2 separate regions of the Homo sapiens genome follow, and region 1 is linked to region 2. Evidence: chromatin loops called from intact Hi-C (ENCODE). Cell type or tissue: K562. All regions are shown on one strand. Each heading gives the region's core, and the rest is flanking DNA. Links, peaks and the distances in the headings are about the cores only. Region 1 overlaps IMMP2L (inner mitochondrial membrane peptidase subunit 2). Region 2 overlaps IMMP2L (inner mitochondrial membrane peptidase subunit 2).

The links. Hi-C counts contacts between places; a loop is a spot of excess contacts. Peaks named below come from ENCODE experiments on the same cell type or tissue, not always from the same donor. Only the 100,000 strongest peaks of a DNase experiment are listed, where the experiment ranks them.
Region 1: a loop joins it to region 2, with 2.5 times the contacts of the local background. A loop is called at or near these places in 12 of 110 quality-filtered maps.

The regions. Positions count from the first base shown.
Region 1 is chr7:111,303,696-111,319,393 of GRCh38, reverse strand. All of the region lies in intron 3 of IMMP2L (inner mitochondrial membrane peptidase subunit 2), which reads left to right. Among named protein-coding and RNA genes, the nearest start is that of LRRN3, 220 kb to the right of the region's middle. In K562, for the core only: a CTCF peak has its summit at 6,202 (motif pointing left); no DNase peak of the experiment used is centred there.
Region 2 is chr7:111,469,429-111,485,126 of GRCh38, reverse strand. All of the region lies in intron 3 of IMMP2L (inner mitochondrial membrane peptidase subunit 2), which reads left to right. Among named protein-coding and RNA genes, the nearest start is that of IMMP2L, 85 kb to the left of the region's middle. In K562, for the core only: no CTCF peak of the experiment used is centred there; DNase peaks (open chromatin) are centred at 7,582, 7,906, 8,946 and 9,786; H3K4me3 peaks cover 240 bases.

The DNA.
Region 1 (15,698 bases), core at 2,496-10,495, 160 kb after region 2:
TATATTTGGAACATATTGGAGAAATCTATAATATGTAGCACATTAGTGTAGAAGGATATTCTACTTCCTGTGCAGAGATGACTTTTAGTGCTTATGAGGACTTTAACTATGGTCTTTAAGCTATATAGAACATCAAGGTCACAGCTTTATATTGCTGAACAGTTCTCTGGATGATGTGAGGGTGAAAAAAGAATGCTCTCAGCACTTTTTTTGAGTGTGACAAGATTACAAATGATTCCTCACAAAGTCTTGAAAGTGTAATCGTGCCCTCAGACTTGCCCTCCTACAGACATATTTGGTAACGCTTACTTAGCCTTACATTAAGCCACATGGTGATTTTCTGATTACCAGGATGGTAGGACAGGGATGTTTTCTTATTGGTCATTGTGATGTGTGGACAACATTTAAGGTAATGATAGCAAAATAGTTCACTTATCTATATAGTTGGCTAACTTGTGGCTAAATGGCAGGCTAATCTTAGAATTATTCAGCAAAGTCTGGCTAATGGTCGAATCATGATGAATAGACAGTATATTAGCTTGTTAATTGAAATGAAGAACTGTTACTTCCATAGTTGAAATATAGATAATACCAATTATGTAATAGTCCTAATTTAGTATCTAAAATATTTTTAAAAGAATCTATTAAGTAATAGAAATTTTTCTTCATTATGGTATAGTTATTCCGTCTTCAAGTGGCTTGGTAAGGTATTGTCTTTAAAAAGTGCTGTCTTCTAGGATATCATTTGACTTACAAGTTTGCCATTGCACCTCAGAACTAGAAAATCAATTTCTCATTTGAATTGATCCATACCACTGTTTTGGAATTAATTACTTTTGTCTAGGGTTTAGTCATGTTCAGATCTGCTATAGGTTACATCTGATCTGAGGCTTCTTAATGATGATGATGATTTCTATGGTAAAATCTTTTCCTGGGGAGTTGCTTCCCAGATCTTCCTTTTGCTGTTTCCTTTAGACATCTGTATGTGTCTGCAATCTGTTACTACCAGATTTCACCACCAGCCCTTGAACTCTTGAATTGTTTGTGTGCTCAACCCCTTTTCTGTTCTTTGTAAGGAACCTGAGTTCTCCATTGGCTTCCACATCTGTATTAACCAGGCATCTGGGGAAAGGACGCCATCTGCTTTGAGGAGAGAATCAATCACCCTTTCATTTACACTGATATTTGGGCTCCTTAAAGGCCCCGTGGCCCTCCTTCACTCTTTAACTTTTTAGATTCTGACCTATATTGGAAAATAAAACTGCTAAATCATAAGCTAGTGTAGTTTTTACTTCCCTAATCCTTCATGGCTTGGATAAATATAACATTATAAGGATTGCATTATAAGTAAGTGGTTATATTCTGTTAATATTTATTTACCATAATTGGTGCTCATTAAAGGGCAGATTGAAAAAATGTAGATTTCAAAATATAACAGCCTATTTGGTATTTTTTCTTAAGTAAAGGAAAATGAGACCATGTAGAATCTATAACAAATTTTATTGAACCTTTCCTGGAATTTTCAAAGTTTCACTTAACTCTAACAGGTTCAAGGAAATAATGAAATATTAAATTCACAGACTTTGAAAAGCTTATTATTAATATGTTTAAAGAACTTTCTTTAAGCATCTTAAATTTTTCTTAAGCAGTTCAACAACAAAATCAACACCCTCACTAACCAAGTGAAATCAAACTGACAGATTGTTTGTAGCAGCCTTATAATGGTCTCCTTGGGTTTATGATCTGGGGAATGAAGACAAATTGTTGATTTTTAAATAGAATGCCATGTACTCTTTGCTAAGAAAATTTGCCTTTAATTTTTAGACCTTTGAGTATTTTATTACTAGTTTTTTTCTGTCTCTGATTCAGTATTATTATATCTTCAAAATACTGAATATCTAGGGAGTCTGATTGATAAACCTCAATTTCCAGAGAGTCAGGTAGTATTTCTTTGCCCATATAATGTTGGATCTTAATATATAAATCTTGCATTCAGCCAAACCATATTAAGCTTGGCAAAATCCTTTGTTTCTACATTATGTCTGAATAATGATATACTGACAATTAGAATCTTCATTTATTTCTAGTTCAGAATGGCTTCAGATGTTGTTGAACTTTGTGTTGTACTTATCTCTTGAATGAAATGAGGTAGGCCTGAGTGGGTACAGGATGTAAAGTCAGAGGCCTGGATAATAATCTGGCTCTTCCAAACTCACTTAACCACGTTGAGACACTTTCATGTCTGTACAAACGAGCCAAAAATCATGCCTGCAATCCCAGCACTTTGGGAGGCTGAGGCGGGCGGATCACGAGGTCAGGAGATCGAGACCATTCTGGCCAACATGGTGAAACCCCGTCTCTACTAAAAATACAAAAATTAGTTGGGCGTGGTTGCACGTGCCTGTAATCCCAGCTACTTGAGAGACTGAGGCAGGAGAATCACTTGAACTCGGGAGGCGGAGCTTGCAGTGAGCCGAGATCTCGCCACTGCACTCCAGTCTGGCGACATAGCGAGACTCCATCTCAAAAAAAAAAAAAAAAAAAAAAAGAAAAAAAAAAGGAGCCAACAATATCTCTCTCATTGGGTTGTTGTGAGATTTGACAGAGATAATATATGTGAGATTCTTTACAAATGGCCTTTTTTGATTGTAAATATGATAATTTTTTTACTGAAGCATATAAATTTATGAGATAATACATTTTGACTATCGGATGTCCTTGCATATTACTTTATTTTCCCTTTTCTCCCTTTACTTTTTAAAAAATTTGTTTATTCTCTCTACTCCTTCATAAAGAAATGTGTGTGTTAAATTTATGGCCCTCGTAGCTTGAGTGTTCCTAAGCGGCAGCCCTCTTCAAAATGGAATCTTGATGAATAAGAACCTGGATTAATTTATTCATGGCTAAATAATTTTTCTTTTCTCCCTAACTATGTATTCATCCCTAAATCATACATTTAGATCATAACTAAGAATTTTACTTTGTTGGCTCTTAACATAATGAAATATATTCTGGTTTTCAGGCCCTTTTTTCGACTTTTGTTTCCTGCATGTTCTTTCTTTGTCTATGAGTCTTTTACTTGGGGTGGCTGGCTTGTGCTTTGAATACATCTAACATCCTCCACTCTTTATGCTTCTTATGCCTTTCTTTATACCATCCACCCAGTTGTAATTCCTGTCTACTCTCAGATACAGCCATGTGCCACTGCATAATGTCAGTGATAGACTGTGTTTTTGATGGTCTTCCCATAAGAGGATAATACCATGTTTTTACTGTACCTTTTTTATGTTTAGATACACAAATATCATTGTGCTACAATTGCCTATGGAATTCAGTGCAGTTACATGCTGTACAGGATTGTAGTCTAGGAGCCATAAGCTAGGGGTAGTCGGCCATACCATCTATGTTTGTGTAAGTATACCCTGTGATGTTCGCACAATTATGAAATTGCCTATATGCTTTTCTCAGAATGTGTTTCCATCATTAAGTGATGCATAACTGTACTTTCCTGTTGTTCAGGTGTGGTTTAAGCCTTATCTCTTACATGAAGTCTTTTCAGACTTCCATAGCCAGAGTAAGTTTTTTTTTACATTCCTATGTAGTTATTATCTGTAATACTCACCTTTTTATTAGTTGAAAAATGAAGCCTTTTTTTTTTTTTTAAGAAGCCACTAGGAAATGTTTCCTTGTGTGTTGTTTGCTTAAATGGACGTAGTCTCATTCATTACTGAAAGACTACGTGGCGGTGAGGAAGGTATTACTATGATTGGTTTACATTAAATAGAGCTTAAGTCTGAAGCTGTGGTAGAAAGGATTTGGAAGAGCAAATTGCATTGTGTGCACAGATAATTGTCCATCCTGGAAAATATCCACGTAAATTTTTAAGAAATGCAGAAGCATCAGAAATATTTTTAGAAATCCATGTCGTTTCTGTCTTCACTTTATTTATTTGTTTTTTTTTTCAGTCATTTCCTGCCATTAAGGGACTCATAGGCTACTGAAGGATTCAGATAAATACTTTTTAGTAAAGTATCATAAGTACCATATGTATAAGCAAGATCCTGAGGAAATACTAGTTTCTTCCTATTGTCTTACCACCTGTCAGGGCTAGTTTCCTGTGTTATTTGGACTTCTCTCTGCAGGACTGCCCAAATTTTTCATATCAATAAAAGAAGCTTAACGCAAAATTACTGATTTTGATTAAAGAGGATATTTTTCCTGGTTGGTTGTATAAGATGGACTGTGATAGCGTCACAAATGTTTGCCTTATGATATGTTTTAAAAAGTCAACGATATTCTGGGGGAGGGCCACCTTAAAAGAAGTGAGAATTAAATCGGAATTTTTCTTTGGGTGAGATATGCACGTATACTTTTAAAATATTTTCCTCCCGATTTACTTTGGTTAACTTCTAGTTCTCCTAATTAATATGTGTGAATTTGGCATATTAAAAGGGTAGATTTTCTGTCAAACAGTCATGACAAAATAGCAGACAAAAAATAGAATATATTTCACAGCTTAATTTAAGTTACATTTTTACTACCCTTGCAATTATATTCCATAGGTCTCCACTATTTGTTTAGAAAAATCTATAGGATAATTTTATTTCTTTAATCTTGTAGAAAACACAGTTATTAAAATGGACATTGAAAACATATTAATAGTTATTAAAGTGGGCTTAACTGATAGATTGATTAGAAGCTGGGGAACTTGCATAGAGAAGGAGGAGGAGAACTAGCTTTTTCCTAGACAAGTGGGAATTACTTCAGTTTATTGTATTACTTCAGTAGTTATTGCATTACTTCAGTTTTATTATCCTATACTAGAACAGCTTTCTAAATGATCTTATTTTCCTCATCTTATTCACTCTAGTCAATCCTCCATTCCTCTGGCAATTATCTTTCTAAAATTTAAATTAAAAAATTTCAAATGCAACATCATTCAATCAATTGTATGAGCAATATATTAATAGAATCATACTTTGCTCACCTTTTGCCTGTCTAACCTTTTCTTCGGCATATTCCTGATTATCTCCTCATTTGCTATATTTCAAATTATATACAATTCTACTTTCCAGGACATCTTATGCTTTGTCAGGTCTGTATGCCTCCATACATGCTGTTTTTCTGATCTGAAATATTATTTTTTCTTGTATTCTTTAGAAGCCCTAGTTTTTCCCCAAGTCACTTCCCTGAAGCCGCCTGTATTAGGCTATTCTCACATTGCTATAGAGAAATACCTGAAACTGGGCAATTTATAAGATGAGAGGTTTAATTGGCTCAGTTCTTCAGGATGTACAGGAAGCATAGCAGCATCTGCTTCTAGGGAGGCCTCAGGGAGCTTTTACTCATGGTGGAAGGCAAAGCGGGAACAGGCACTTCACACAGCAAAAGCAGGAGCTAGACAGAGAGTGGAGGGCAGAAAGTGCCACACTCTTTCAAATGACTAGATCTTGCGAGAACTCACTATCACAAAGACAGCACCAAGCCATTAAACATACACCCCTGGGATCCAAACACCTCCCACCAGGCCCCACCTCCAGTGCTGGGGATTGCAGTTCAACATGAAATTTGGATTGGACAAATATCCAAATTATACACCATCTATGACCCTTCTTGGCTGTTGTAGTTGGCTCTCCTGTATACCTGATACACATAGTCTAGTTATTATTTACTGTATTTTGTCTGTTTCCTCTGATTCTATTTCCTGACGAGAGTAAAAACTCCTATAGTTGATTTTACATCTGTAACTCTGGGATTTGTCACAATGTCAGGAACATAGACACAGTAAGTATTTGTTGATTATTAAGAAAGTTAAGATTAGATTGAGAATGGCATTTTGAGTGCTTGTGTAGTATTTGGTTTTCTTTACAGTTATTATTATACCATAAAACATATATTTAATTTATTTTATAAATGGTTAGAAGATAAAATGCATCACATTCTGTTTTTCCATTATTGTTTGGTTTTGTGACAGTTAGTGCTGTTATCTCTTATCTATATATCTGCCCTTCCACACTCTACTGCAAAGATATAAAACCTGTGAACCACACATGCCAGATTCCATTGCTAGCAAGTTTTCTATTAGGTACAGCCAAAGCAAGGCAATCTTGAAAGATTGTAAGGTAGGAGAGAAGAAGCAGCTATTTATTTCCTTTTATTGGATGGTGTACTTCAGCATGCAGAAGAGGATACTGAAGGTGACCTCTGGTGGCTGTGAGTTCCAGAAGCATTAGTGTTGGCATCTTGAATAGCAGTAGCAGTACTCCTGCTGCTGGACAGTATAGGCTCTGTTGAGCAATAACAGAGCATTCCCAGTGGCACCTGTAGAAGTTTTTCCAGGAGCTCAGCAATTACTGCAGGCTTGTGGGCTCCAGCCTAGTGGGGTAGCACCCTCACTTTGGTTTGAAACCCTGTTTTTGTTTTGTGCCTTCAAGTATTTATTTCTTCCTTTTTTTTCTAACCCCTTCAACAACTGTATAATCAGTTTCTGGTATTAAATTTCCTATTCTGGAAATGTCTATAGTAGTTTCTGCTTTCTTTAGTGAACAATAACCAGGAGTGGTTTTAGGAGACAGAATTTCAAAGATGAGAATTTGAGATTGGTTATCTGACCATACTGCAATTGAACACAATAGTATATCATTGCCAGTGGAAAATTGCCGTTCCATGCAGGGTCAGCTCAGTTACTTAATGTATCACCTTTCTTATCAGAAATGAAGTGTTTACTAAAGTCAAAGTTTTGGGAAATCAAATGGAAGTTGTAATTGACTGTTATGGATTGAATAATGACTCCTGTTGGCTGTTTTTGACTACACTAGAAGGTTTATAGAAAGGAAATTATGGGTTCAGGACTTCTCTCAGTTCAAGGATAGTCACGTAAACAGAGATCTATGATCCCCTCCCCACTCCCACTGCCAACACAAATTGTCTTGTCTTTTATCATTGCAGTAATGATGCAGCTGAAAATAAGAACCAAACTTCAGTTCTGAGAATTATAGAATCACAGTACAAGTTGAATTCACAGCCTCACTAGCTTTCTTATATGGAAGATAAGACATGAATGGTAGACATGGATCATGATAATTGAAATGAATATATTTATGTGAGTGAACTCACCTAAATCTCAGAGCCTTGAACTCCAGTTTCCTCTATGCTTCATCTGCAGTTTCCCCAGTGCTTTATTGTGGAACCAACCTCTTCTTCTTTCTCTAAGGAGATTAAATTCCCTCTTCTTGAAGAGTCTGTAATGGCCATAGTGACTTCAGTCTTGCATGAAAATATCCCAAAGCCTTAGGGAGATAGGAATGTTGCAGTGGGTTTATCATGTGTGACCCACAAATGCTTTCCTCATGGAAATATTGAGAAATGCATTGGTGAAGGGAACATCAGTGTCCTTGAAGAAATCTGGGAAGGCTGTATTCTGATTGCCTTGGATGTGATATTAGGTGCTACTTTCAAAATAGACTCTCTCATTTTAATGGAATGATGGAATTCTGGAGTGGCAGAGGCTGAGTGTCCCAGTGTAATCACTGGAAGCAAAGTGAGTACAATTGCGATAATGGGTGGAAGAGCCAGAGTGACAATCAGACTATTGTGACACCAAACTTTTAATTTTTGATGGTGGCTGAAATATCACTAAAATACAGACTCTAGGGTACAGAAACATAATTGATGTCGTGAGCAGAAAACTCATTTCCTCACCCTGATACAACATCATGGCCTCTCACTCAGTTTCTAGACCGGAGCCAGTTCACAGAGCCACAGCCCTTAAATGAAATGAGGGCAACTGTATCCCTCTGAAGATAAAGCATGAGTATTGCTACAAATACATACCAAAAATCTTTCTTCAAGTTGTCCCCAGTGTGATCTCAGTCATTTACCAGGATGATTGTACATTGTGGAAAGGGAAATTCTTAGTTATTTCAGGGATTACCATACATGGCTCTTACTTGACACTAATCCTTGGCAGGGAGGGGAGACCCAAAATGCTTGACCATTGTTCTTGTCAAAGTGTGACCTTATGGGGACCAAATGATCCCTCCCTCCCTGCCTGCCTGCCTTTCTTCCTTCCTTCTTTCCTTCCTTCTTTCTTTCCCTTCTCTCATGTTCTTTTCCTTTTTCTTTCTTTGTAACTTGAATTACTCTTACTGTAGTTCCAGGGAGTTTGTTTATCTACCTTGTGATCATTGTCCAGTTCTTCAATGCTTACCTTGACTAGATATCCTCTGTAGCTTGCAGAATGTCCATATTGGCTTTCTGAACCATGGAATGAAGGATATTGTGGTAGAAGGGGACAAGTGGAAAGCCCTGGAACTGTTCTCCCATCCAGGAGAGCAAATCAAAAGCAGTAAATTCACTAGAGAAATGTCAGAGATTACCGCTGCTATTAAATACTTAAAAATTTTAAAAGAGATTTTTAGCACATACTCATTTTACTCACCTACTTGCCTTGCGCAAAGGAGAATAGGCGTTAGAAACCATAATGCTCTGTTTTAAATTTAATCAGGTTGCAATTCTGATTGGAGATACTCTTCTAGATGTGTTCTTTTTTACTAGAGCCAGTCATTCTTGTCTCTGGCACTTGGTATACGGCTATTGATCTTGCAAATCCTTCCCCCATTCCTATATCAATTAGCCAGGATTACAAGAAGCTCATTACATTCATCTGACCAAGAATGCAGTATACTTTACTGTCAGGGCGATGTAAAATCTGCTCTGTCATAATGTAGTACATATTGGAGTTAATTTTAAAATGGTTAAATAAGGATAAGAAATTTCATACTTTTTCCATTATTAGTGGAAAATTTTAAACCAAAGAACATTTCTTAGAACTAATAAAAGGTAGAAGAAGAAGGTGTTAATTAGTGCTTAAAGCAATATGTATTTGATTGGCTTAATTTAGGATGATTGCTCTTCCAGAATTAAAAATAAAGACCAACAGAAACAAAACTTTAACATAAAAGTTAATTTTAAGCTATAGAGTTTCTTGTCTCCCTACGTTTCCCTTATCTTATGTGCCAAATTGAAAATGAGAGGTTCTTAATACTTTTTGTGCCATGGACCCCTTTTCCAATCTGGCGAAGTTCGTGGATCCAGTCTCAGAATTAAAAAAAAAAAAATTAAGCATGTGAACTCAAAAGTCTTAGATTTTTTTTTTTTTTGAGATGGAGTCTCGCTCTGTTGCCCAGGCTTGAGTGCAGTGGTGATCTCGACTCACTGCAACCTCCACCTCCCGGGTTCAAGCGATTCTCCTGCCTCAGCCCCGCGAGTAGCTGGGATTACAGGCACACACCACCATGCCCAGCTAGTTTTTGTATTTTTAGTAGAGTTGGGATTTCCCCATGTTGGCCAGGATGGTCTTGAACTCCTAACCTCAGGTGATCCACCCGCCTTGGCCTCCCAAAGTGCTGGGATTACAGGTGTGAGCCACCGTGCCCGGCCAGAATGTTATTAATGCACAAAATAAATGCATAGGATTGTAAAGGAAATAAACTAAATTGAAATAGTGCCATCAAAATATTTTAAAATCTCTAAAATAGTAATACATGAATAGTAATAGTAATGGGATGCGGCATTACTTCTAACAGGTACTATAATTTTGGAGTTAGTGATGAGTGTAACAATATTTCAAAATATATATTATTTCTGTCGGTCACAAGTACAACAAATACTACTGTGATTTGTTGTCTGCATTCTTAATAAAGGGAAATTTAAACTTTTAGCTAATTGTTAGTGAAAATAAGCATATGATCTTTTTTTCATCCAAATACATGAATCATATTCCCTATATTGTATCTATTGAACTTTTCGGTGGGGTTTAAAACCTCTAACATAGTGGAAAGACAAGACTGAGTGAATCTATGTGAAAAAGTATCAATTCTTTGACCAGGGAGATACCACATAGTAAATGAATACTTCTGATATACTAAATGGTTCCTTATGGACCTTTGGGAGCAAAATTATTTTGAGCACACACTCTGTTTTCTTCCATTTCGTTAACTGGTTTGAGCTCATTTACTTATAATACTCATCCAAACTGGCCATATAACATTTAAAATTTTTGTTTATTTCCAAAAAATTGATTTCTTGCAATCATCTTCACTAATTGCCTGGCATAGAATTCTTACTAGTGTGTTTCCACGTGTACTGTTTGTTGTACATTTGTCAGCTCACTCAAATAAAACTGCAAATAATGAAAACAATTGTATTTTCTCCAGTACATCTGTGAAATAATGTCTTCTTATTTTTTCTTCCTTCTCTCAAATCTTGATCCCAAATTATGACAATTTCACAACCATTTGAAAAATTATTGTGTTTATTGGATTATATGCAGGTGCGGTTCTGTACTTTATTCTACAAATCAGTGGTTAAGTTAATGATGCACTAGTTTAAATTTAGCAAAATGAAGCATTACAAGCTCAGCTGAAAAATGATTCTTGTTTTAACCAGTATCTTCACACAGCTGTTTAAATACCATATTGTACTTTTTTCCCTTTCCTTATTTAAGGTGGCACATGGTACTTGTGTAATCTTTGCTTATTTTAAGCTGGCATAAAAGAATGGTTCTCAGCAAATTGAAGGCAGTTTGCAAAACTGGAGGATATTCTCATGAATTTAGGCCAAGTTAAATTATTATTGAAGAATACATCTTTTTTTCCCCCAAAATTTCTCCTGAGAATTTTTTATTATAATGTTATATTTGAAAGTTTATGACAAAGGTACTTTTTTTTCTCATTTGTTCCATGTAATTTTCTTTCTTTTGTATGATGATACCATTAAAGTAAGATTGGCCAGAAAGAGTCAGATGTTTTTAAATTGTAGTAGTTCACTGTCTGTACTATCAATTTTATAATATTTTTCTGCCTAGAAACTTTTTGTTCTCCATACATAGAAATAAAGGCCGACTCAAAGCATATTACATTAAGATGGCAAGTTTAAATAATTTTTTGTAACTGCTTGTTTTTTCACTCCTGCACTATCCCCACTGCCTACGTCTTCAATCTCCAGATTCCTACATCACCAATAAGACCCAAAGTTTCCTTTTCTTTTGTATTTTTCTCAAATGCACCAAATAAAACTTTACCTTTAGATTTTATTTGTTTACCCTTATATATTTATTTAGCTTTCATATTTTCATGAAAGGTGTATAATATTTACAGATATTAATAGTAAGATTTTGTCACAATATATCTGTGAGATAGGGTACTGCCAGTGTAGACATTATATTTACTTTTTAGCCTGGGATTTTTTTCTCTATGTTGGTTGATTGAAGCAAATAATCTTATAGGCCAGAAATACAATTGAATTTGGACAGATACGCACAAGCATAGTTGTAAGTTAAGAGACTGAGTTGAACTATATCACTATAATTGTTTTAGTTTGTGAAAATCTCAATCTATATCTCTATTTCTTAAAATTTGTAGAATTGCTTAAAGTGTTCAATTATATTCTGTATATGTATTCAAATCCCCTTAATATCAGGCCTGATTTTGGTTGAATTTTACTGTTTTGTATTTATGGAACTTATTTTTATTATTACTGGATTTACACCTAACAACAAGAAACAATGCCCCATGAGCTAGTATATCAATAAAAATTGTATTGCTATGGCCATTTCTAAGGAAGTTGGAAACACAATTGGAACAAATAGGAAATAGTTCCAAGTAAGAAAAAAAATTCTCTCAAGGAATAAAAACAAACTGTAAATTATGAATATGGTAAAACTTATGGGGAACATAGTAACTTGAAAATATTTTCTCGATTTAATAAATACTATATATATAAAATGTATGTAATTATATTTTATAATGGTATATTGTTTTTATGCAAAGTTTATATGTTATATATAGCAGATATAATTTTGAGAAGTATCACTCTGGAACCTTCTATATTTTTACCTACTGCGAGGTAGATAATCATAGTTTTTGCCTAGTTATATTTTATTACAGAATATGGTACACATAAGCATGTTTAGTGCAAAGATCAGGACTAAAATGCATAAGTGAAACTAGAAGGAGTGGAACCAAAAATCAAAACTTAGTGACTCGACAGTATTGGTAAATACTGTTAAAATAAGAATAACAAGATAAATAGTAACATTCATGTAACATTGGCCAAATATTAATCACTCTTTAGTTTCTTATTTCAAGTGCCATTTAGAGCAAATATATAAGAAAATTAAGATCTTAAATTCTGGAATATATCAATAAAATATTTTTTAGGATCCAAAAGTAAGGTACTAAGTTTTCTAACCCAATTTAAGATTGTATAATAGAGGTGCTTATTTCCTTTTTTGAGGTTCCCATCTTATTTGTGTAGAAAATGGACAGAAATGATAAACTAAGGACTATATAAAGAAAATAGATAGAAAAATATATATAGAATATAATTAGAATGTAATATATATCTATATAGAATATAGTTAACCAGTTCTTTAAACATCAGAGAAGCTCTTTTAATAATGAGAGATAATTTTCATAAGGATAAATTTAAAAAATATAATGTTGCTATATATTGACAATCAATATAGTCTTCCCTGCCTCCCCCATTTGCTGTGGGTAGCAGAGTCTTAGTTTTGTAAATTGTTTTATTTTTCTTGATTCAGCCCAAAGGATAAAAGTCAGAAAACATCATCAAATTGAAAGAGTCTCTAAAGATTGCTTACACTGCATTACTTTATCAAGAGATCTCATCATTACAGCTTCCCAGTCAGTAACCCCTTTTCTGCTTTAAAACTGGACACACACACACACACACACACACACACACACACACACACACACACACAGAGTCCAGTGATAATCAATGTGATCTCATATATAAAAATGAAAGGCCTTTAAATATTTCTGAAAATTTGTTGACATAGATACCAAATAAATAAAGACAGATTTATGCTAGAATTTTTTAAATAGACATAATTTTTAGAGAAGTTTTAGTTTCACAGAGAAATTGAACGGAACATACAGAGATTTTCTATGTACCTACTCCTGTTCCCATACATTCATAGACTTCCCCATTTATCAGTATCCCCCACCAAACTGGTACATTTGTTACAGTTGAATTGACATTGACACATCATCACCCAAATTTCACATTTTACATTAGCATTCACTGTTGATGTTGTACATTCTATGGCTTTGGACAAGTTTGTAATAACATGTATCCACTGCTAGAGTATATAGGGTAGTTTCACTGCTCTAAAAATCTTCTGTGAATTTATAAATTTTTTTGATGATTAAAATTGTATATATGTACTTTGGAAAATTTAGAAATGTAAAATAGAATGAAGAAGAGGAAAAGATAGTCATTGCACACATTTTGATATAAATTTTATTTAAACAAAGATATCAAAGTGATCCTTGCAAATTTGGGCCATCTTTTTTACATTTCATGATATTTAGAGATTTATTATAAAAATTTGTGATAGTTTCTAGAAGGTATCAGCAGCCATCCATTCCCTTGCCCTATTCTGGCCTCCACCACTTTTCCTCAGAAGCTAGTTTACCTAATTATCAACCACTTTTTGTGTAAAGCAATGCAGATAGAGAACAATAGAATGGAGAACTCATCCAGGTTAGTGACATTCTCACAGGGAGTGTGTTGGTTCTAAGACCAGGTTCTAGGATATGGTTCTTAGCTTCACAGGACCTGAAAGCTGATTCTTCATTATTTTAAAGTTTATTAGCCTTTCCAGGATAGACTCACCAAACAAATTCATAAATATATGTTATCTGGTATTACTGATATATAAATCAGAGTGCTAATTTATTAATTTGCCATTAGTCCCAGCCACTCAGGAGGCTGAGGCGGGAGAATCACTTGAACTTGGGAGGCGGAGGTTGCAGTGAGCTGAGATCGTGCCACTGCACTGCAGCCTCTGGTATTACTGATATATAAATCAGAGTGCTAATTTATTAATTTGCCATTAGTCCCAGCCACTCAGGAGGCTGAGGCGGGAGAATCACTTGAACTTGGGAGGCGGAGGTTGCAGTGAGCTGAGATCGCGCCACTGCACTCCAGCCTGGGTGACAAAGTGAGACTCCATCTCAAAAAAAATATTTAGCACTCAGGGAAATGGATTTCTTTGTAAAGCCCTGAAGCCAGCTGATCCCACTGAGCTTCACACTACTGCTATTCTGGGTTGCTAAACAAAGTGCCATTCCTTTTCTAATAATTTAGCCCTCTCTCCAACTCTGCTCGTACTCTTCTTGGATTTTTTTTTCCTACCCAGCTTCCCACTCTTCTTAACCCTTGCAAGACTCTGGAGATGCCATTTCATAGCAAATCAAAAGAAAACAACCTACCTCATCAAAAAAACAAGACAAAGTTTCTCTATTCATACACTTGTCAAAGAGTTTTCTTATTTCACTTCCTGTCATCAACTAAAATCTGAAATCTGGAGCCACTTTCTCCAACAAAGAGCCCTCTCTCTTAGGTAGATTATACTTTCAAATTCTTATTTCCGAGACTTTCCTTTGATCAGTGTCAAGTAGATCAATTTTTTTGAATGTGTTGGTTGTTGTTTCTTTTTGTTTGTTGAGGAAAATAGGAAAGGTAAGGTTTAAACTTTCTTAAATTTCCCTTCTAATTATATATTTTTTAAAGTAACATGTGGGTCATCTTGATTTTGGGCACTGATAATTCAGATGGTTTAATTTCCTCTTTACAGGATACACCACACACACACACACACACACACACACACACACACACACACACACACATTATATATGTGTATGTATAAACACCCATACATTATGTATGTATATACACCCATACATTATATATGTATATACACCCATATATGTGTTTTATATACACACTATACATATGTACACACACACATATATATACACACGTTATATATATGTATATATACACATTTTATATATATACACACCTATGGGCTCACAATATTCTACAAATGGCTGAACGTTAATTTTTACTCTTCTCAATTCATTCTCAGGGTGCTAATTTCATTTCCATTTGGGGCATGATTTTTACTATTGTCCCCTTTCTCCACCTTACCTCCATTCATATATTTTTTGTTGAGAGATAGGAAAAACCTCTTTCTGTAGATTCTGTGGCACTTATTTCCTGTTAAAGCTTTAACTGCACATGTTATTTGGACATTGATTTCTCATCTCATGACAGAAATGGCAAGGTTAGCATTTCAGAACTTCTGTTAACAATATCTTCATCCTTTCATTAGTTTAATTCATGATAATAATTCACACAAGCTTTGACCATTAAATCCTTTTAGGAAGCAGTGTTTCCCAAAGGCCAATATTCGTTATGAATAATTAGTTTCTTCAATTCATTTTAGTGTATGAAATTAACAGTATATGGAAATTCATTTTCTTTCTGATGCAATAAACTTTCCATTAATGTATGAGATAATTTTTATGTTTTTTTTCTTTTCCTATACAACTGATGGTTAGAGTATTCAATAGGGTATTTTATTCTGTTCAGAGTAAAGTTCGTTTGGGAGGTTTGTGGTTTTAGTAGTTGTTCCCTCAACTCTGTTCCTTCCATCACACCTTTTTTTCTTTTATTGCACATTAAATGATGAGGTCTCACCAAAAAGCATTTATGAAATCCCTGAAGAACCCTAGTAAAGGTGGTGAGATTGATTTTTGTGTTTCCTTTTTAAAAATTGTACAGAGAAATGTGTGAAGCCCATATCTTTGGGAAGCTTA
Region 2 (15,698 bases), core at 4,791-12,790:
CTAAATTCTTCTTTAGCATTATTTAAAGTATTTTTTTAGGTCAGGGCCAGGTGGCTCAGGCCTGTAATCCTGGCACTTTGGGAGGGCAAGGTGTGTGGATCCCTTAAGCCCAGGAGTTTGAGACCAGCCTGGGCAACACGGTGAAACCCTGTCTCTACAAAAAATACAAAAATTAGCCGGGTTTGGTGATGCGTGCCTGTAGTTCTTAGCTACCTGGGAGGCTGAGGTAGGAAGATCGATTGAGCCTGGGAGGTCGAGACTGCAGTAATCTGTGATTGTGCCACTGCACTCCAGCCTGGGTGACAGTGAGACCCTGCCTAATAAAAAGTATCTTTTTAGTCTTATGATGAAACATGCTTTCTAGACCATATCCATGTATTTTCATACAATTTAGAAACTGCTTCATTTTAGAAGATTGATGTTGGTTTGATTGCAGTTCATAATATACATTTAATTTATATCAAATATTGAATATTTGCTTTTCTTATACAATGCATCAGTTTGTTTTTAACATAGATGATAATTTTTGTTACTACATTGGAACATCCTATTTATTTAAGAAATGTGTGACACATACAGAAGTGTATATTAAAATGTTCGATTTAAAGCTGATGATAAAATACACTTCGTAATTTTGTTTAGAAATTGATATTAACAGTATACTTCATTGATAAATAAGTAATCTTTGAAAACAAACCAGTATAACCTTTTTATATTAAAAAAATCTTGAGACAATGTATTCAGAATGTGTGGTAATACACCATTTCTACTATAATATTATGTGTGCTTTTCTGGAAAATTTGCAGTTTCCAAATTCTTACTTAAATCAGTAGGGCTTATTCAACTTTATAACCAGAGCACTGATGAAAACAATAACAATGTCAATAAAAATACTAACACAGTTTAAAAGACATGAAGTTTCTAATAATTAAACTGCAGTAAAAGTAGTGTTTTACTTAAAACATAAAAGGTGAAGATAGCTTGGTGGTAGGTGGTATAAGGAAGGGTTGAGGCTGTCTGTGGATGCAAGGGCAGAAAGACATTATCATTACAAGTCATAAATAGAGAAAAGCTTGTAAGCTTTGTACAAAATGTACTGATACCAGAGTTGTATGCTCTCCTCATTGTTTTGTGTTACTTTGTTTTATTTATTTAGTTATTTATAAACAAAGATCAGGGTTAACTTTGCAGTAGCACTTCTCAGAGAAAGGCTGAATGTATAATACTGATTCCTTCCTGGTTTGCTGCCATTAGTATACGTAGCCTTCAGTTGCCTGTACTAATAAGGCAAAACATTAATCATCTGGGAAAAAAATTACATAGGAACCAATGTAACTTCTGCATTACACTGAAATCTTTTCTCCACTTACCAATTGTCTATGTTAATTCATGTTACAGAAACACATATATAGCAAAGCAGACTGTCCTTTCTATTGCAAGGGGTTTTGTTCAGAGTTGGTTGACCAGTGTTGTTTCCTAAAGCATGGGAGATCTGGCAGAGGGAGGTGGGTGCATATTATTTTTTTGCATATCTTTCTTATTTTTCACTGTCTCTTTCTTTCTGTAAAAAGTTGGTCACAGTGGAGTTATTGTTTAAGTATGTTATTCAGTAGCTACATTTATTTAATAACATTATTGGTTGCACAAAATATGATTTGCTGTCATCAAGTCCTCACTATAGTATATGTAGGTGGCATCATACTCTCTTAGTGATTTACAAACTCATAGTGGTGAGTAAGGTGAATTTTCTATACCTTGGAATTGACTTTTCGTTAACCTGTGTGATGGCCTTCCTGGCTTAACATAAGTTGCACTATTTCACAATAATATATCACTTAACAAGTCCATCGGGACAGAGGTTCTTTCATAATAAAGTCCTAAATAATCACATTTAAAAGTGTTTTAACTTAATTTTACTTTTATTTGTTTTGAAGAAAAGTTGCAAAAATAGTGTAGAGAGTTCCCACAAATCCCCTAATATTAACATTATATAGAACCATAGTTCAAGTATTGAAACCAGGAAATTGACATCAGTAGAATATTATTAGATCTAATCTTATTAGACGAATAGGTCTAGACCTTATTCAGATTTCACCTGTTTTCCCACTAATGTCCTTTTTTTGGGCCAAGATCCTACTCAAGATCCCATATTTTCATTTTTTATTTTTTATGTCTCTTTAGTCACCTTCAGTATATGCCAGTTCCTTGATCTTTGTCTTTTATGCCATTGACACTTTTGAAGGGTACTGTCCAGTTATTTTGCAGAATGCTGCTCAGCCTCTTTAATGTTTGATGCCAGACTCTCTTTCAATAGAGAAGCACTAACGTTAATGGCAGTTGCTGAGGCTGAGGAAGCTGCAGCAGTGAGAACCCCTGAATAAAGGAGAAACTCTGTCTGACTAGGCAGTAGGGCCAGCTGGGGAGGTGGATACCACAGGGGCAGAGAAGAAAGAGATGGTAGGATTTCTCTTTCAGGCATGGGTTTTTTTTTAGTTTCTTGGAACCACATACTTGGGTCATGACTACAAGGGTTCAGGGATTCTAGAAATAAGTCTACCGAGTCAAATTTATAGCTGCTAGGAAGCAAAGAAGGAGAGCTGTGTGAGTGGGAGAAATGGCCACAGTTTATAGAGAGCTAGAAAGGAAGGACGATGGGGGGCTTCCTTTCTCTTCCTTTCCTCTTAATCTGGATCACAGATTTCACTGTATTGAGCCAGTGTTCAGTTCTATAGTAGAAGGTTGGTGTGAGGGAATTCTCATTGAATGAGCATGCCTGTAAGTAAGCATTGTGCTAAGTGCTTTGAGTATGCTGTTTTTATTTAATTCTCACAATATCTGGAGATAGTAATTTTTAACATAATGAAACAGATTTACAGCAAGTGCATGGCAAGTAAAAAGCAAGGCCAGAATTTGAATCCACATTCATTTGACTCTAAGCCTGTACTGTCTAATATAGCAAGCACCTATAGTTACTGAACACTTGAAATGTGGTGATTGCTGCTTGTTAAAATCATAATAATTTGGATATATTCATGCAAATAAATATATTACTAAAATGCTACCTGTTTCTTTTTCCTCTTTTTCTTCCAGTTTTAGTTTATGAGATTGGGTCTTGCTATGCTGCCCATGCTGGGCATGAACTCCTGGGCCTAAGTGATCCTCCTGCCTCAGCCTCCTGAGTGGCTGGGACTACAGGCATAAGCAGTGCATCTGGCTGATTCTTCCTTTTTAAATATGCCTAGTAGAAAATGTAAAATTACACATGTGACATACATTTTATTTCTATTTGATAACACTACGTCTAAATCTTTTCCCATTGTACACTGCTGTATCCCTGGAGTATGTCTGAAGTGAACTAAGATAAAATCCCAAAGTCTGAGATGGAAAACACTAAGGTAGTTCCTATGAAGCAAAGGTAGACTTCTAAAGATAGGTAATAAACACCTGGTGTTGGTAAGAGTGTCGGAGTGATCAGGTCCAAAGGCAGAGAGAAAAAGACACATAATCTATGGAGAGAAAAAAAAAAAACATAATATTTTTAAAGTGTTTATTGACTGCTTATTTTTTTGTTAGCCACTGGGTTAGGAGTTCTAACTTCACTTTTATTTGATTCTTATTAAGAAAAACCAGTAAAGTAGGTATTGTTATCCCCGGTTTTATAGATGAGAACACTAAAGCATAGAGAGGCTAAATAACCTGCTTAAGGACATAGTAAATATTAATAAGTGGCAGAGCAAAGGCTTGAAGTGCCTCACATCAAAGCTGTGTCTTAACCATCATCCTATAATGTCTCCATATAATGTGGTACGATGCTATGGTTGAATAACATTGATTCTCACCAAAGAAGTCATTCTGGCCCTGGTATGTCTACATCTCTTATTTTACTCCCATTTCTGTAGTTGAATTTCTGATACAGTGGTTCCTGAAATACATAGCAGTCTCTTCATTAATAGCAATATTACTGTATTATGAACATACAGTGTGCATAATACAGCAGTTTCAACAGCTGGTTTTTGTCATGCTAAACTCATTACCACTTTCTGATAGATGGCCAGTGTGGTGGCTGCTTCTCTATCGATAAGTATGAACAAAGAGTCATAAAGATTTGAGCAAGGGAAATAGATGAAATAGAATAGAGCATTTGAAAAAAGAAAAACGAAAGATGCTTTGTGTCTTGAGTGCTTGTAAATCTTGAAAGGTTCCTTGACCAACCAAGGAAATTAATTGGAACCTGCTAAAAATGGAATTTCATGTTTTGGCCACAGTAATAATAATACTGAATAATGACCCATAATTGTATTAAAAGCCAGTTATCAATTGAGCTGGGAAAATATAATTGTGTATACTTATCTGTTCTATCTGTACTCATTCCCAATTTTTAAAATCTATGGCCAAACATTTTTCTGAGTTTGTAGTTAATGTAGTACATTTAGGAACCAAATGTAGAAAGACCATGACTTTTATGAAAGATTCTTTAGGGAGGATGAAGTACCTAGGTTTCCAGTTTTTTTTTTTTTTTTTTTTTTTTTGACAGTAAAATGCTGGGGAGGGAAATCCTGTGTTGCAGTTTATTTTTGGTACTTTCAATTATCCATAGTAATTTGCAGTCATTACTAAGTATATGTACAAGTGACATTTTTAAAATAAATAAAATGAGATAGTATAGGTATTATTATTCTTATTATTTGATATAGATTAAACTGATTTTTAAATGCTGTTCATAGCCATACAAAAAGTTGATATCCTTGGCCGGGAACAGTGGCTCACGCCTGTAATCTCAGCACTTTGGGAGGCTGAGGCAGGTGGATCACGAGGTCAGGAGATGGAGACCATCCTGGCTACGGTGAAACCCCATCTCTACTAAAAATACAAAAAATTAGCTGGGCGTGGTGGTGGGCGCCTGTAGTCCCAGCTACTCGGGAGGCTGAGGCAGGAGAATGGCGTGAACCTGGGAGGCGGAGCTTGCAGTGAGCCGAGATTGCGCCACTGCACTCCAGCCTGGGCAACAAAGTGAGACTCCATCTCAAAAAAAAAAAAAAAAGTTGGTATCCTTAAGACAGTCCTTAACAGCAATTTATTTTTTAAAGTAGGATAAACTGCCTTCACAATGCTTATACACTTAATTATGTAATAAGACATTTTCTTAGTTCAGAGACAAATTACATCTTAGAAATGTTTAATAAATTTCAATTTTGAATTACCGAGATTTTGTGTTAATGTAACCATAGGAGTTATACATAGCTTCTGCTCATCCTGTTTTATAAATTTTATATCCTTTGAGAGGTAACTATAAGTTTTCAAAGAACAAAATTATACAGGCAACATTCTATTAAATACTAGTGCTTATGTTTATAAATGTTTTCATTTTTACTCTGAAATAATCTAGTCTCTGAGAATGCTGTTTCTTATATTTAAAAAAATGAGTAAGTACAAGACGGCATTTGCAAAGGACCTCCCAAATACACGTTAAATATTATATGTAAGGAGTCAGATTTAGCTATCGAGGAGAAGCATTTTGAATGTAAGTTTACATAATAATTACAACAAAATTAATTAGGATATTAGAGTAGTGAACAGTTTAGGTTTCAAGCAGGAAATAGAACACAAGGCAAATCAACCGTCATATAAGGGTGTCAACTTATCTTAAATACTTTTGGAATTAATAAGATATAGAGGCATACATAAAGATAGGCCACAGATCAGTCAGTGGCTGATTTCTATTTCTGGCTGTAAATGGACTAGTTTATTTCAAACTAAGGCCTACACTGTGAATAATGAAAAAAACTGGATTAGAAAAATATATATATCTAAAGGCATTGGAGCACTACCAAGAGCTAAAGATCTAAGAATGAAAGGAAACACACTGAAGTGAGCCCTGTATTTGGTGTCATTTTTCACCTTGGGTTCTGTCAATTTGCAAGCAACACAGGCCAAGCTGAGAAACCAAGCAGCAATAGCTAAGATGGTGACAGGATGAGCAGAACTTTTGGCAGTTTCACAGTGCCTGCAAGCTAAAATTCAGGAAGGAGGAAGAAGGACCCTGGTAAAACACTCTAAGCTTTTCATTGGAATTCTTGTGGGGCTATATCCTAGGAGTTAGGAAGAACTATAAATAGGCCACTACTTACAAAAATCAAAATGTATTCTTTGATAAACCCAATCTTGATTTTAAGGTGGTCTGCCTTTACTTCAACTGTCTGTCATTGCTGGAAGCAAGAGACATCATGCAGAGTTTCTATAATTTTTTTATACGCAACACTTGGCATTTAATAAAAAATTATACCATGCATATTAGAAGCCAGGACCAAGAAAAACAATATAAAACAAGAAAGGATAGAAACAGTCTCACAGTAATCTAGATATTGGAATGATTAGACATGGACTATTAAATAACTGTAATTGGCCAGGTGTGGTGAGTCATGTCTGTAATCCTAGCACTTTGGGAGGCCGAGGTGGGAGGATCACTTGAGCTCAGGAGTTTGAGACCAGCCTGGGTGACATAGCAAGACTTCCCTGGTCTCTACTTAACCAAAAACAAACAAACAAACAAACAAACAAACAAACAAAAGCTGGGCATGGTGTTGCATGCCTGTAGTCTAGCTACTACAGAGGCTGAGATGGGAGGAAGGATAATGTGAGCCTGGGAGATCATGGCTGCAGTGAGCTATGGTCTAACCACTGCATTCCAGCCTGGGTGACAGAGTAAGACCCTCTCTCCAAAAACAGAAAAAAATTATGATCAATATTTTTTTAAAGTGATGAAAAGGTGGATAATTTCAGCACAGAATAAGAATCCATAAAAATAATTTAAAGAAATTCTAGAAATAAAAACTGTGACTGAAATGAAGAACTCAATAGATTAGTTTATTAGAAAATTAGACAGCTGAGGAAAGAATTAGTGAACTGGATGATGGGTCAATTAGAAAATATATAGAATAGTGCATGGGAGGAATAAAAGAATGGAACACACAATCAATAGTGTAAATAATATAATAGTGGAAAAGGCTGACTACCATCTAATTGGAGTCCCAGGAGAATAGGAGAGTAGGAATTGAGGAAGAAGCATTATCTTAATAGATTCAGGCCAAGAGTTTTCTAAAATCAATGAAAGACATCAATCCACAGAATGAAAAAGCACTATTGGAATAAATACAATGAAAGCACATTTAGGGCACATGGCAGTCAAACCACTGAAAACCAAAGAAGATAAAAGTCTATTTTTTTTTTTGAGGCAGAAATTCACTCTTGTTGCCCAGGCTGGAGTGCAATAGCATGATCTTGGCTCACCACAACCTCCACCTCCAGTGTTCAAGCGATTCTCCTGCCTCAGCCTCCTGAGTAGCTGGGATTATAGGCATGCACCACCACACTTGGTTAATTTTTTATTTTTAGTAGAGATGGGGTTTCTCTGTGTTGGTCAGGCTGGTCTTGAACTCCTGACCTCAGGTGATCTGCCTGCCTCGGCCTCCCATAGTGCTGAGATTACAGGCATGAGCCACTGTGTCCGGCCGATAAAAGTCTTCAAAGGAAAAAAGACATTTCCTTCAAAGAAGCAAAAATATAGCCTACTTTTCAACTGATAGAAGACAGGAGATAACTGAATGACATCTCTATAAAGTGGTAAAAGGAAAAAAAATGTCAATCTAGAATGTTGTACCTGTTGGAAATATTCTTAAAAAATGAAAGAGAAATGCATTCTTTTTCAGACAAACAAGCCCCTGGCACATGCTCAATTGTTCTATTGGACTTCATGTACAAAACAAATTCAAAGGGTTAAGAATTTCAAGTTGGTAGCTTCAGAGCATTAAGCCCCAAATGTGGGGTCCCTTCTGAGCCCAGGATTATGTGTGACTGCACTGGTCACATTGCCATGAAGCCAGCCCTGGTGGTTGGTAGAGGGGTGGGCACTGGACCTAAGCAGGGCCAATCAGAGCCATTCCTGGAAATGGATATATAAATATTAGGAATGCAAAGTTATTTATTTTGTTAGAGTTTGAACAACGTGATCTGTAGAAAACCAGTCACATTTCCTTAAGGATGCATCAATAAATATGAGCTAAATGTAATAATTAGAACTTTGGTTTCCAAGCAGATTCCATGCTCTAATTCCCTGGATAGTGAATATAATAAGATGATATATCCATGAATAAGTTACTTTACATTGCCAAAGGGACAGATGTAAATAAGGCTACTAATCAGTTGACCTTAAAATAAAGGTTATCCTGGATTATCCATGTAGGTCCAGTGCAATCACATGAGCCCTTAGAAACAGAGGCAGAAGTAGTAGTTAGGGAAGTGCAGCATATGAAGTGAGAGATCCAAAGGACAAGAAGGATGCAACACATTGTTACAGCCTTTGAAGATTCAGGGGCCATGGGCAGAGGAAAGCAGGCTGCCTCTAGAAGGTAAGAATAACCTTCAATCAAAGATCAGCAAGGAAACAAGTACCTCGGTCTTACAACTACACAGAATTTTGCCAACAACTTAATGAGCCTGGAAATAGATTATCCTGGGATTTCTATAGAAGGACCTAGTCCCACTGACACCTTGATTTTGGCCTTGAAAGATCTTAAGAAGAGGATCTAGCCAAACCTACTAGGCTTCTGTCTTTGAGAGCTGTTAGATAATAAACAAATGTTATTTTAAACCGCCAAATTTGCTGTAATTTGTTACAGTGCCAATAGAAAATCATCTTAAGCAATAAAAAATACAAACAGTTCTAAAACCACGTTTACTATGTACAAGGAAATGTACTTTTACAAAAGATTATTAAGTGTTTGAAAACACCGATTTTATTTACATAATTGACTAATTTAAAAAGTATTATTTTCTTTTCTGTGAAACAAATCTGAAAGCCTCTATTTGCCAGTTCTTCAGTGCAAGACTATGGGTCTAGGCTTTGGGACATCTTGTTTCTACTTTGAGTTGCATCATTTTTAATTGGCTGAGTGACCCTGCACAGGTTACTTTAACTGTTCCTTGGATCAATTGCATCATCTGCAGAATAAGAGGTACAGACTAGTTGATCTTTAAGGTCTCTTTCATTTAAAAAATGCATGAAAATAGCTTTAGGGATCAAAATGGAATTGTTAGGAAGTTCAACATAAGAATTAATCCCTCAGGATATCAGAAAACTATGTTGCATAGTTTTAAAGTTGGAGTCAAAACTGACTTGAAATTTTTTAAAGAAGAGCTATATTGGCACATGAAATAGAAATTCTGGAACAGATAGGAGACTTGGAACACCAGGTCTTTATTGGTGAAAGACATCAAATGAATATATACTTATAAAGATTATGTCTGTAGTTGCAATTATTGAAAATTGCAAACATAAATGTTGGCAGGTAGACGTTTTACAGAAGGATGAGATCAAAATCCTTTCCTATTTATTTAAAATTACTCAAAATAAGATAGTGGTAGAAATCTTTGTTTCTTTGTTCCTTGTAATTTATTCTGGGAGTAGAGTTTTTAATATTCTAATGGTTAATTTTGTTCTGGTTATCTCCATATCTCTTGTCAACTTAAGATGTGTTTCCCACTGGTAAACACAGTGTCCGCTGGTTCTTGCTAAATAAAGATACCATAGTCTATATTCTGCTTCATATTTTAGGTCTTGGAAAAGTGGAAGAAATCTCTAAACTAAACTTAAACATAACCTTATTTGATCCAAGGTCAGTAGATACCTTTCATTTTTCTTTTCCTTTTAGAAAAAAAAAAGGCACTGTTTTGGTGAGTAGAGGTGGCAAGGCTGGGAAATGTGTCGGTAGCTGATAAGAAAGGGAAAGGCCTTAAAACGACACCCACCAAATTTTATCAGTGCCTTGGAGCTCAGGAAAGTATTTCTTTCCAAGAAGAGAACAGGAATGCCTTTTAAAAAAATTGTTTATTTCCATTAAGGAGAAACCTCAAGGGCCCATGAAAGGTTATTCCTTTGCATAATCTAGTGACAGGTTTACTCATACTCAGAGGTTACATTAATACTTACTGATGGCACAAGTATAAGTTTCACTTTATTAAAAATTGTATGGATGTTGGAACTGCTGTTGAAGAAGCTGGCTTGGTTTGATTTAGCTATGGATATGATAATTATAATATGGCTTTCTGTACTTTTAGAAGTCATAAGTTATATTGCAAGGATTTGTGTATTTGGATTGCTAGAAAGTTACCGTATAGTATTATGACAGTACAGTAGGAAACATTTCAGTGTGAAGAATAGTATGTCTCACATAAATTTTACCATAGAATTAAGTAAGAATCATTAAAATATTCCGGGTTTATTAAAAATTCATTATTCTACTAGATGATCTTTAAAGAGCAATAAGAACTTGAAGAAATAATAGGAAAGCTTTGGTAACAATGACACTGTGTTAATTGAGTTGCAAGAAGGTAAAGAATGTATTAACAGAATGGATCCAAATTTGGCAAAAAAGGTTTGTAATAAATCAAGGGGGGAAATCAGTTAATAAAGAAAGAGGCCAATTATCAGTGAGGGGAGGGGAGTGTATTTAATGATTCTAAATGAAAGGTTAAACTGCTTGGGTGAATTTCAGTTTAACAAAAAGGAAGAAAAGCAATATGGATAATTAGGCAGTAATAAGAGCATACTGAAAAAAAAAAGCGGAAAACTGCCTTAGGTGCTAGGGGAATATTGGCTAATGAACTTAACCTCCTGCAGTTATCTTTGAATATTCACTTTTGCTTTATAAATGGGAGAAGTGATGTTTTTAGTTATTTTCAAGGAGGTATGATTCCTTAGCACACTTTATCATATTGTGGACTTTAAAAAAAGTAATTTCAACTTTTATTTTAGATTCTGGGGCACATGTGCACTTTGTTACTTGGGTATATTGTGTGATGCTGAGGTTTAGGGTATGATTGATCCCGTCATCCAGGTAGTGAGTATAATAGCCAATAGTTAGTTTATCAACCTTTTTCCCCCTTTTTCCCTCCCCACTCAAGTAGTCCCCAGTGTCTATTATTGCCATCTTTATGTTCATGAGTGACCAATGTTTAGCTCCCACTTTTAAGTGAGTACTTGCAATATTTGGTTCTCTGTTCCTGCATTAATTTATTCTTAGGATAATGGCCTCCATCTGCGTTCATGTTGTTGCAAAGGACATGGTTTCATCCTTTCTTATGGCTGTGTAGTACTCCATGGTGTATTTGTACCACACTTTCTTTATTCAGTCCACTGTTGATGGGCACCTAGGTTGATTCCATGTCTTAGCCATTGTGCATAGTGCTGTGATGAACATATGAGTGTGTGCATCTTTTTGGTAGAATGATTTATTTTCCTTTTGATATATGCCCAGTAATGGGTTTGGTGGGTCAAATGATAGTTCTGTTTTAAGTTCTTTAAGAAATCTCCAAACTTCTTTCCATAGTGGCTGAACAAATGCTGTTAAATGCTGCTTATTGCAAATATTCTCTAGAATATTGATATTGAATCTACCACAGATGTTTATGCAATGTCATGACTATCAACTGTCAGTTATTCTTAACATGAAGTAGGTTGACATAAACACCAACAATGTCATTCAGTCTGCCAGTATTGAAGGAGCAGTGATTCTCTGTAGCTCCATGCTGGATTACGCCTTGCTAAGAACAGTCAACAGTGGGACACTTAGCATCTGCTATATAGTAAGCCAAAAAGGGACATATACAACCAAGGAAAACTTGAAAACTTTTAAGGATGTGGTAAAGCTCAGGTCTTAGTGACATCTGGCTCTGTACTTTTGTATTTTTTTGTATTTTGTATTTTGGGGGAGGCTGCCACATAGGAGTCCAGATGGAATAACTTTGGAATAGATGAATACACTAACTCCAGTTATGTGAAGAGGGGCCACAAACAGCCAGGCAAAGAAAAGAAGACATGCAGATCGCCATGGAAAGCTCCTCTTTGGAAGCATAGTCACCCTGTGCATAGCTAACTCTATTAGCTAGATTTTCACCATCCTTTTATCTATGTGATAACATTGAAATAACAGCAAATATTCAAGAAGTGGAGCTGATATTCTTTATTTTTATTATTTTTAATAATGTCATTTTGGAATGACAATAATAGTTTTATTTGTTAAAATAAATATAGGGTATACGTACAAAATTAAGCATGTTGCTTAATCAAATAATCTTCATTCATTTTTATCAGCACTATTTTGCATTTTTTTTCTTTTTTCTTTCTTTTTTTTCTTTTAGTAGAGACTTGGTTTCGCCATGTTGGCCAGGCTGGTCTTGAAATCCTGGCCTCAAGTGATCCACCCACCTCAGCCTCCCAAAGTGCTGGGATTACAGGCATGAGCCACTGCACTCAGCATAGCACTATTTTTGGAGCAGTATTTCTACAAAGGAAATAACTACCATGACTACAACAGTTATTAGCTTATTAAGATGTCTCATAAAATTAAGTTTTAAAGTTTCAAGTGATGTTTACTTTTCAATTTCACATGGAAAGTTAGCATGAAAAGACTAATTTTTTAAATAATTGTGTCTTTTCTTAATGAAAAGCATAAATACATTTATAGTTGTTGGAGTATATTGAAGAAATTACAGCTAAATATTTTGGTTGGTTACAATTATTGGTGATTCTGGAACTGTGGTTTACCTACAACATAATGGTTGAGTGTCTTTGAAGATTTTATTGGGCAAAGCAGGATTTTAAATCTTGCCAGAATTTGAAATACAGTATATCATCATATACTATAGCTATATTTTGAATATAACTTTTAATTTTGTATGAATATTACATTAATGAGCAACATGATGCCTTAGTAAGTTACCACTATCAAATGGCAGATAATAATGGTTGAGAGTAGTTTCTCTGAACTTTTCCAGATATGTTTTCTTAGAACTTTTTTTTAAAGAGATGTGTACTTGAAAGGAGGATATTCTCTTTAAAATTCATGTGGAATTGGTTGAAATAAATTCAGAGTATATATATACATGCCCAAAGTAAAACACAACAAAACTGAATCGTGAGTTGACATACGTTAACAATATTAGTTAAATTACAAGTTGACTGGTGAACAAAGGATACTCTTATGGAGATTATGATTTTAAGATTTTTTTACAAGTCATTTTATTGAATGTGGTACAGAATAAGATCGTATATAACAGTTAAATTTTCACTGACATTTCAAGAGGTGGAATAATAGAGGAAATACCCACGGACTAGGTTCTAGTCTGGGTTTTGTTTCCAGTAGCTAGGTGACCTGAGTAAGCCACTTAATTAGTTAGGACTTTATTTTCTTAAAGTCATGATGTTGTCCTGGGTGTCCCCTTCATTAACTTTCACACTAATATGATATATATATAGGCTGGCTGTGATGGAACCTTTCTGAATCCTGTTCTTCCAGTTTAGTATTTATTCTAGAGGATAACATTTTGAATGTTCAGGGACGTTCAAAAGAAATATAACGTGAGCCATATATGTGATTTTAAATTGTCTACTAACACTTTGAAACAAGTGAGAAAAGAAACAAGTGTAATTTTAATTTTAATATTTTCTAACCCAATAGATCTAAAATATTTCCACATGTAATTAATATTAAAATATTAATGAGATATTTTACATTTTTCGAAATAAGGTCTTAAAAATCTGGTGTTGGTTTCATTTGGCACATCTCAGTTTGGACTAGTTGCATTTCAAGTGTTCAGTAACCACATGTGGCTTTTGGCTACTGTATTGGACCTTGCTGCTAAAGTTATGGAATCTTTATATCTATACCCATGAATCAAATTTAGAGACTTTAGAGTCAGCTTTAATTACCTTTTGTTTTCTCCTCTCTTCTATACAATAATGACAGAGACTTGCATTCCCTAGAATCTGTCAAGATTTGCGGGTAAATCAGTACATTTTGCTCTTATTTCCAAGCATCTGGAAAGAGTACTGATGTTTATTTCCAAACATCTGGAAAGAGATATTTCTGGGAAGAAATATCTGTGAGTCCTCTTCAATTCCTTAAGTCACTTACTGCCTTAGTTTAGTAAAATCAGACTTCTATCTCTAATATTCTACAAAAACTCTTTGGAAAAATTCTCAAATCTTCTCATTGCTAAATCCAATGGCCACGATACAAATGTTTCTTCATCTCTTAGCAGAAATGGACAGTATGAATTCTTCCTCCTTGAAGTTTTCTGGCCCTTTGTTGTATATTACATCCTTTTTTCTTGGTTCTGTTTTAGCTTTGTATGCTTTGCTGGTTCCTTTTTTGGCCCTCTTCTCTTTATTTATTTATTTATTTATTTTATTATTATTATACTTTAAGTTTTAGGGTACATGAGCACAATGTGCAGGTTAGTTACATATGTATACATGTGCCATGCTGGTGTGCTGCACCCATTAACTCGTCATTTAGCATTAGGTATATCTCCTAATGCTATCCCTCCCCCCTCCCCCCCACCCCACAACAGTCCCCAGAGTGTGATGTTCCCCTTCCTGTGTCCATGTGTTCTCATTGTTCAATTCCCACCTATGAGTGAGAACATGCGGTGTTTGGTTTTTTTGTCCTTGGGATAGTTTACTGAGAATGATGATTTCCAATTTCATCCATGTCCCTACAAAGGACATGAACTCATCATTTTTTATGGCTGCATAGTATTCCATGGTGTATATGTGCCACATTTTCTTAATCTAGTCTATCACTGTTGGACATTTGGGTTGGTTCCAAGTCTTTGCTATTGTGAATAGTGCCACAATAAACATACGTGTGCATGTGTCTATAGCAGCATGATTTATAGTCCTTTGGGTATATACCCAGTAATGGGATTGCTGGGTCAAATGGTATTTCTAGTTCTAGATCCCTGAGGAATCACCACAGTGACTTCCACAAGGGTTGAACTAGTTTACAGTCCCACCAACAGTGTAAAAGTGTTCCTATTTCTCCACATCCTCTCCAGCACCTGTTGTTCCCTGACTTTTTAATGATTGCCATTTTAACTGGTGTGAGATGGTATCTCATTGTGGTTTTGATTTGCATTTCTCTGATGGCCAGTGATGATGAGCATTTTTTCATGTGTCTTTTGACTGCATTAATGTCTTCTTTTGAGAAGTGTCTGTTCATGTCCTTCACCCACTTTTTGATGGGGTTGTTTATTTTTTTCTTGTAAATTTGTTTGAGTTCATTGTAGATTCTGGATATTAGCCCTTTGTCAGATGAGTAGCTTGCGAAAATTTTCTCCCATTTTGTAGGTTGCCTGTTGACTCTGATGGTAGTTTCTTTTGCTGTGCAGAAGCTCTTTAGTTTAATTAGATCCCATTTGTCAATTTTGGCTTTTGTTGCCATTGCTTTTGGTGTTTTAGACATGAAGTCCTTGCCCATGCCTATGTCCTGAATGGTATTGCCTAGGTTTTCTTCTAGGGTTTTTATGGTTTTAGGTCTGACGTTTAAGTCTTTAATCCATGTTGAATTAATTTTTGTATAAGATGTAAGGCAGGGATCCAGTTTCAGCTTTGTACATATGGCTAGCCAGTTTTCCCAGCACCATTTATTAAATAAGGAATCCTTTCCCCGTTGCTTGTTTTTGTCAGGTTTGTCAAAGATCAGATAGTTGTAGATATACACAATAACAGACAAACAGAGAGCCAAATCATGAGTGAACTCCCATTCACAATTGCTTCAAAGAGAATAAAATACCTAGGAATCCAACTTACAAGGGACATGAAGGACCTGTTCAAGGAGAACTACAAACCACTGCTCAAT